2 separate regions of the Mus musculus genome follow, and region 2 is linked to region 1. A link is a loop called in an ENCODE intact Hi-C map of the cell type or tissue named here. Cell type or tissue: left cerebral cortex. All regions are shown on one strand. Each heading gives the region's core, and the rest is flanking DNA. Links, peaks and the distances in the headings are about the cores only. Region 1 overlaps Cnmd (chondromodulin). Region 2 has its middle 26 kb from the start of Olfm4.

The links. A loop is a pair of places that touch in the nucleus more often than their neighbours do. Peaks named below come from ENCODE experiments on the same cell type or tissue, not always from the same donor. Only the 100,000 strongest peaks of a DNase experiment are listed, where the experiment ranks them.
Region 2: it touches region 1 in a loop (1.9-fold over the local background); 1 of 42 quality-filtered maps calls a loop at or near these places.

Annotation. Positions count from the first base shown.
Region 1 is chr14:79,653,172-79,657,566 of GRCm38, reverse strand. It overlaps Cnmd (chondromodulin), which reads left to right. Exons shown (of 7, transcript NM_010701.3): 3 at 838-978. Among named protein-coding and RNA genes, the nearest start is that of Cnmd, 6.8 kb to the left of the region's middle. In left cerebral cortex, for the core only: no CTCF peak of the experiment used is centred there; a DNase peak (open chromatin) is centred at 2,087.
Region 2 is chr14:80,023,778-80,028,172 of GRCm38, reverse strand. No RefSeq gene overlaps it. Among named protein-coding and RNA genes, the nearest start is that of Olfm4, 26 kb to the right of the region's middle. In left cerebral cortex, for the core only: no CTCF peak of the experiment used is centred there; DNase peaks (open chromatin) are centred at 189, 1,921 and 2,232.

The DNA of each region.
Region 1 (4,395 bases), core at 293-4,292:
ATGTAGACCAGGTTAGCCTTGACCTCACAGAGATCTGCCTGCTTCTGCCTCCCGAGTGCTGTCACGTATAAGACAGACCCCAGCCCTGTCTGTAATCCTTACCGTATGCTACCCCACACGTCACCTTGACTGATGAATTTCAAAAATCAGCCTTTAAGCAAAGATGCCAGTGTTTCAGCCAAATGCCTTTCCATCTATCTGTGGGTGGTTCTCAGTCCAGCTACAAATAGAATTAAACTTTAGAAAACTCAACTTCACAGTTGAGCTTTAATTGGTCCAGATATGGTCCCTAGTTGCTTCTGATGGGTAGCCGAGATCCAAGTCCTTGAGCTCTTTAAGTAGCTATCAAGCACTACTGAATATTTTACTTAGTATTTTAAAACAATCAGGCTAAGGAGATGGCTCCCTTGCTAAAGTACTCGCCATGCAAACTTCAGGTACTGAAGCCACATTGTAATCCTATTACGGGGGAGTACAAGACAGGCTTTCAGGGGCCAGCCAGTCTAGTTGAATTGGTCCATCTAGGTTCAGTGAGACACAGTGTCTCAAAAAAGTAAGGTGGTTAACAATGAAGGAAGAGAGCTGACATTAACCTCTGGCTTACATAGACACACACACACACACACACACACACACACACACACACACACACACACCAGAAATCATTGTACTAGCTGACTGGTATATGGATAGATTCCTCAAATGAAAGTATTCCTATTAATGCTATTTTTCTGTATCTATGAAAAAGATGGGATCATCCTCACATATTGTGGACCTAAAGATAAGCCCCAAATTGCTGAAAGGAAGAAGGTACCAAAGACTCTTGTTCTCCTCTAGATTTACAATGTTCATTACAGTATGAGTATCAATGGGAAACTACAAGATGGGTCAATGGAAATAGATGCTGTGAACAACTTGGAGACCTTTAAAATGGGAAGCGGAGCGGAAGAAGCAATTGAAGTCAACGATTTTAAAAATGTAAGTACACTTCACGCATTTGCAGAGTCTAACAGGTGAAGCCCTGGCTTTTCCAGTCCGAGGAGAAGCAGCCACGCACGCACGCACACACGCACGCACGCACGCACGCACACACGCACGCAGTGGTTACTGTTCTCAACAGCAGCTTCTCGGCCAGCAACCCACCTGCCTTGTGTAGCTTCTGCTCCTTGAGAAAGGGTCTTGCTTTGTCCTCCATCTTCTTGCAATGAAGAGGAAATACCGGCAAATATACAAAATAACAAAGCCCTTCGGGTGCGGTAGGCCCAGGTGTCAGGCAGGAAGGCACAGGAGGACATTACTTGAGCCCTGGAGTTTGAAGCAGACGGAGCAACATGCGATTCCCATCTCCAAGCCAAAACAAAAGTTTGGAAGTGAGTTTACTTCTAGAAAATATGTGGACTTAGAAGTCAAAAATAAAGCTTTATTGTTTCAAATGGGAAAATATAATGTCATTGCCAAGAACCGACGCTTCTTGACATTGCACAAAGTCTTTGAGAAGGGCCAGTGAGAACCAGGCGATACTCTATAACTTGACATGTAGAGTGCTCAAACAGTCTTCAACAGCAAGGGCAAAACTTTGGATTTCTAGAGAATAGAGACATTTTAATGACTGGGTGGTTTGTCAACAGTAGTTTCTACATCCATATTTTTCTAATTTCCATTTAATCCAGAAAATAAGCATGGGTGGATGCCTATCATAAGCCATGTTTTCTGGCATGGCCTATTACAAAAGAAACATTTGAGTCCCTTTTTGTTTTGAGCAAAATTTAATTGAGAGGCAGTTTGAGACACTGGGCTCTTGGTTGATGCTTCAGTGTGCATGTGCTGACTTGGCCTACACTTCCCATTGGCTGACAGGACGAAGCACTTGTGTTTGGGTTCTTCTGCTAAATCGGCAGACGATGTGGGCGAAGCTTCATAGCGAAGGAGGGCTCTTGGAAATAATGTCTCTTTGGATAGTTCATTGGTCTACAAACATCTCATCAACCCATCTTCCTCTGATTTATGAGAAAAACGAAAGAAGCTTTTCATTGATAGGAAAGCACTCTCCTCTCGTGGGAGCCAAAACACGCGTCACAAGTCCTTTTGAATTCCCAGCAGATGCTAGCATTAGTGATCTGAGATGCTGACTATCGATGCCAGTGAAGCCTGGCTGTGTTCACAAAGGGCCCTGACCTGGGGACAGGCTCTGAAGCCCTGAGTGTGCCCAGCTGCACTTTGTGTGGTCATCAGATTGCAAATGGTTCTGGTCTGTGCACAAGTGTAATTTCTCTGAACCTATTAAATGCTTTTACTGCAAAACCCAGGACAGGGAAAAACATTTCTTTTCTCTGTACTACTCAATATAAACTAATAAAATGTGGCTCCTGTGTACACATCCTTCAATCCAGAACAAAACTGAGTACCTGTGATGTGCCCACAATCTCAGAATATGCAAAGGGGGTTTTGAGGATGAATTACAAAAGGCCCCTCACTCTTGGGAGGTTGATGTGTCAAGAATATCCTCTGAAAATATTTTAATCCCAAACCTATATATCTGTTTTATAATCCTTTGCTTCTTTCTAATAATGGTATTGATTGTGTTTTGTCCTCATAGACGAACAGGGCCACAAATATTTCATAAGCTGATCAATTCTCTTTGATAGCTTCTACATTTCTCTAAGTCAGAACTGGTGAGTGGAACATTTCTTTGATGGATAGTACCTGCTATGGGTTTAAACAAGCCTGGCCTTTTGAAAAGACATGAATCAGACTCTGTGGTCATCTTCTATTACTTTTGCCTCTATTTTAAACCATCAGTCAAACGCAGGAAGTGTTGAGTGAGGCTCACTGTGTGGAGGGATGACGCTAAGCACAAGGGGTGGAAGGTGACCGACGTTTATCCTTCAAAGACCTTCTGGTCCGGTCTAGAAGGAAGACATGCACACAGAAATGGCTTGAGGTCAGCCCCTAAATGTGTCATGATAAGCTATGGGCAAAGTGTGCCCCACACAGAAAGGCATCGCTGCCAATTAGAGGCTTTGCACAGGCATGGCAGAGGTGAGGACGCGGTAATTGAATAATGGCCTGGAATGATTTGTGGTGCTGGGAACTGAACCAAGGGGCTTTCTTGTGTTAAGCTATCACCCTTCCACTCAGCTACAGTCCCAACCCTTTCGAGAAATCGTTTGAACTTTAACAGGGAGAGCTGGAAAGGATACTACAAGAGGATTCACAGTCCCCCTCTCAATGCGGTCAACTACATCAAGGACAGGGGCGGAGATTGATGGAGATGCAGGTGGGGGCTAGATCATGGAAGGTTCTACCTGTAAGTTGATACCTGGGACCCCAGTATTTTAACACAGTCCAACAGAGAACAGACACCGTAAGAGAGAGGAACCCTGAAAAACAAACAAACAACAACAACAACAACAACAGAAAAACAAGTGCCCCAAACTTTGTGCCCTGAGACAAACAAGCAAGCAAGGGTTGATTCACAGCTCGTGGTTTGTATTCTAAAAGATTATACCCTGACAAGCATCCATGTTGTTGGTGAAAGCCAAGTTCCTCAGACCTGAAACCGTATTTCAGGAACAGAAGTAGAAACCAACAACAGACAGCAGTGGTGAGCACATTTGGATATCATGGTTTTCAGAAAACAATTCTTTTAATATGTGGATATCTGAAATTTGTGATTTAAAAGCTAAAGGGGGAAAAAACCTACAGCATGAACCTACCTTGAAAGTAGGTAGGTTATTGATTTAAAAAAAATCAATATAACCCTCAACTATAATGTAAAGGAACAATAAAATGAGGGTAATTTATAATGAAATATGGATTTCATATGTGCATGCTCTGCCAGATGCATGAGCGGACATCAATAAAGCCAAGTGCATCTAGGTCAGTGCCTCGCACACCCACAGTGCAGGTGGTCACAAGTGTTCTTTGACAGTTAGGAGTTTTTCTCAAACAGTAGGCATCAGTACTGAGGCCTTGATGGGCATAGCTACGCATGTCTGCCAACCCGGAACTTGGGAAGCGGGAATAGACTTGTGAGTTTGAGACAAGTCTAAGATTCTGTCTCAAAAAAAAAAAAAAAAAACCTAATTGACTTTAATTTCTAAGTCGCCGTTTATAGGAAATTGACTGTGCTGTGAGCTATGCTTAGTCACTGTATGTTTTTATGTAAATTGGAAATGGTATCCTGTGCCGAGCAAGTACCTCCAGGCAGCTCAGATTCTTAAGACACAGGATGGTTGATTCTTCAAGATTTCAGGGCTCTACGAGACCCAAAAAAACTAGGATACCCCAATCTTTGTATCAGACTCTTCCAAAGGTTTCTAGAATGCCTGTTGGGTACAAGACTCCCTTCCCTCCTTGAGGCCCTCCCTTAGGAAGCACAACCAGGGTGGTATC
Region 2 (4,395 bases), core at 137-4,136, 370 kb before region 1:
TGCAGCTGTGCCAAGCCATTCGTTATGGTTTGAATGTAAAATGTTCCCTACAGGCTCGTGTGTTTGAATACTTGGTCCCCAGATACTGGCATTGTATCAGAAGGTTATGAAACCTTTGGCAAGTGGGGCATAGCGGAGAAAGTGGGTCACTATGGGGCAGGCCTTAGAGGTTCTCCTAGTTAGCTTCAGCTTTCAAATTGACACAGTCTAGAGTTATCTGAGGGAATACTAACTGGGGTATTACTTACATCAGATTGGCCTGTGGCATATCTGTGGGAGCATTTTCTTGATTGTTTATTGATGTAGGAAGGATCTGCCCACCATGGGCAACACCATCCCTAGTTAGTGAGCCCTGGCATATGTAAGAAGGCTGGGTGAGCATTAAAGTGAGAATGAGCCAGTAAGCAATGTTTCTTCATGAATTCTACCTCAAGCACCTGTCTTGCATGTCTGCTTAGGTTACCCTCAATGACTGTCTATCATCATAAGCTGAAATAAACTGAGTAAACTCAAGTTGGTTTTGGTCATAGTATGTTATCAAACAACAGAAACAGTAGTAGGGGAGGCTGGAACCCATTTTCTAAAGATTTCTCTCTGCTTCTTGGCCTAGTGAGATGCAAGATAATTATGGTCAGACACTAAGGCTATCACAGAGCCACCCCACCATGCCTTTCCTGTCATATTGGACTATATCATCTCAAACTGTGAACAAAATAACTTTTTCTCCCTTAAGCTGTCTTACCAGGTATTCAGACATAGCACCATTGAATTAATCAGGCTTGGTTAACAGAATCAGCAGAACTCCACTTAAAGAAGTTGTTTCTATCCTTAAAATAAAATGATAGCTGATAATAGTCACTCTAGTGAAAGTTAGAGTAAGTACCAATAATAGCTATATAAAAACATTATCGAAGGTTGGTGGCACATCACAATTGTAGAGGTTTTGCTGCCTAGCATGCTTAAGGCCACGAGTTTAATCTCCAGTCCTAAAAATGCATCAAGAGAATTATTGCCTACATTTCAAAAGCAATGCAGTTGGTTGACAGAAGCCAAGTAAAAGGAAATAAATTTAGTCTTTATACGGGACAATGGGCATGTTAATAAGCTTAAAAGCATTGAGCATTTCACAGTGCACCATGGACATGCAGTCAAAGTCATATGCCTAATGTTTGCTTATTATTTCCAAGAAAGTTAAAGTGGGAATTTTAAAAAGAAGGAAGGAAAGGAGAGGAGAGGAGAGGAGAGGAGAGGAGAGGAGAGGAGAGGAGAGGAGAGGAGAGGAGAGGAGAGGAGAGGAGAGGAGAGGAGAGGAGAGGAAAGGAAAGGAAAGGAAAGGAAAGGAAAGGAAAGGAAAGGAAAGGAAAGGAAAGGAAAGGAAAGGAAAGGAAAGGAAAGGAAAAAAGAAAGGAAAAGAAAGGAAAAGAGAGAGGGAGGGAGGGAGGGAGGGAGGGAGGGAGGGAGGGAGGGAGGGAGGGAGGGAGGGAGAAAACAAAGATATTTGGAGTCACCATACGTTTCCTGGGTGGACACAGGAATCTAATTCCTTTTGCCATATCCTCTGCCACCTTCACATTCGCTGAGATCCAAGCCATCTGAAACTTCTCGATCACACAGGTCTTACTTTAGTAATTCTAATGTGAGTCAAGGTCTGGGAAATCATCCTTGTAGTGGAACTCCTGACTCTAAGAAACCCTGGGGTGACAACCTATGAAAAAAAAAAAAAAAAAAAACTCTTCTGATGCACCGAAGATCATCTTTCTCCACCATGGACCTTGACTCCAAGGGTGGTTTCCCTTGAATGAGCTCCAAGAACAGATGCAAATTTCAGAGACAAACGGGTACATCCCATGCTACCAATGTGGGGCCTGGCAACGAGCTGACAACTTAAATAGCATGCCTTACCCATGAGCCAAGCCAGCTGGTCTGTTTTACTCGTTGGGACTATGCCTTAGAAATGTGCTTGCGTTTTATTTTCTGGTATGTTGCAATTCACCCCTTTGTTGCTATGGGATATTCAGGAACACAGGAGGCTAATGATGCTTCATGATATGACATCTGTTTGAGATGAGGAACGGCTCAGACTCAGACCCTAACTATGTCATCCTGGAGGGAGCTGCACACTGTCCCCTGTCTCTCTCTTGTAGAGCTTTCCCTCTGCAGAGCTCACAACTTAAAAAGACAAAGCATTCCACCATGCTTAGTAACTTAACACATTCAAACATAACTAAAAGTGACATGCAAAATAAAACCCATCCCTGTTCTGAAGACCAATGTCCCTGTTGAGTACAGAGAAGCCAGTGGAAAACAGACACATCTATTTTAAACTTATCCACAGAGCGTGATGAAGCCGGCTTCCAGCTAAGTTAAAAAGAAAATGGCAATGGGCTCAATTTCTACTTTCCTTGTTGGCTTTATTCATCCACCGAAGCACAGGAAGTATCAAGTCTAAAGACCCAATCTCGGATGCAAGGACAGAGAGAGAATGTTCTTGCAACTCTTTCAGGCCAAAATGTTCCTGCTCAAAGAGAAACTGCTTGCACCAGCTAACATCGAGAGAAATGTAACTTCCAGGGCCAGTTATCCTTTTACCTTATCAACACAATGACTACCCTCAACCTAAATCGAAAGAAACAGAGGTAACTGTTTGTGAAGGGCAGAGCGCATACCGGAGTTTATATTCTTAGCATCATTTAATTCACCCAAAAAGACTCCTATCTGGGTGGTCATGCAGAATTATCATACAGAAAATGACATTGAGTCTCAGGAGTGAAAGGCACCTGCCTACAGCCATACCGTTAGAATCATCAGAAGAGTCAAATCAGCTTTGCACGACTCTGAATCCTGTACTCAGAGGCACTCCATGTGTCATGAGTTAGCATCAAGTCTCACTTGAGTGAGAGATGCTCAAGGCACAAAGTACGGAGTTGAAGAAAAGCCTTTGCATAGCTAGGTGCCAGGAAACTTTCACACTTTGGAGGTACCTTCCCTTGATGGCAGCTCCAAGCCACAGGCCCCTTATGCAGCCCCAAGGATAGTAATAGAAAATGAAGGACACCTCCAGAGCTCTGATAAAGCCCTGGTATAATTTTAACCCACTGTCTATCCTTAAAAGGAAAATGAAGAACCCAGACTCGAAAGGCTATACTTCATGTTCTTCCATGTCAATGACTTTCTGGAAAGAATAAACGTAAGATGACAGTATAACACACCCATTGGTGGTATGGAGACTGGAAGGTGAAAGAGTAGGTGACTATAAAAGGGTTTGAGATGTATTTTCTTAAAGGTATAATGGAAATGTTTTCTTTCCTAATTATGGTAGGCATCACATTACTATCCATTTGTCAAAATTCACTGAATTATACACCAAAACTCAGCACGCTTTACGCATATAAATTATACATCAGTAACCCTTAAGTTTGTGTGCACACGGGAAGCTGAAGTGACAGCTTAATCAATAAGTGCTTACCATGCAAGTATGAGGATCCCAGCACCCATGTTAAAAGCTAAGTGTGGTGATTCACACCATCATAATCCCGGAGATCCCTAGGGCTCCCTGACCAGCCAGCCTCGCCTAGCGTGCAAACCCTCGTCCCAGTGGGAGACCCTGTCTCAAATAATAAAGTGAACAGCTCCTGCTTAACAAACCCCAAAGATCTCCAACCTCCTCATGTAAGCACATACATGTCTACACGTGTGCAAGCGCCCATGCACACAAGGACATGTAGAAAAAAAATCTACGGTTCTGCTTAGATGTACACGTATGTGTCTCAAACAGACAATAGTTGATAAATCTTGGGCTAAAATGTCTTTGTATAACTGCAGTGCATAAACCCATGAGTCCAAACACCTCCATCATTCAGCCTTCCTGGTGGGGAGATTTTTCTACAGGCAGCCACTGTAAGCTGACACACCATGGCCAGGGAGGGTCTGAAGGGACTTTTCAGGCAAATGCTTCTGTAACAGTTGGAGTGAGAAGCTGATTGTTCGGGTTCTCTTGGCTTCCTGCCTCCTTTCCAGAATTTTCAGAGGTCATTCTGTGTACTTAATAGAAACACTCATCTGGAAAATTGCCTTAAGCTAGATTACATATAATGTCACTGTTTTTTAACCTGTGTTTCGTATAGCATGTGTGTCTTTATCTTCATATCTTGTTGCAATTTGAAGGACATACCTGTCTCTAGGCTGAGCCCTGAACAGATTTGGGGGGGGGGGGGGATTTTGCTTAAAATACCAAACAGTATAGCTTCCGGTTGTCTAAAATAGCTTGGCATGGTTTTGTTTTTGTTGTTTTTGTTGTTGTTGTTTTTTTTTTTTTAGTTTTTTGAGACAGGGTTTTTCTGTGTAGCCCTGGCTGTCCTGGAACTCACTCTGTAGACCAGGCTGGCCTTGAACTCA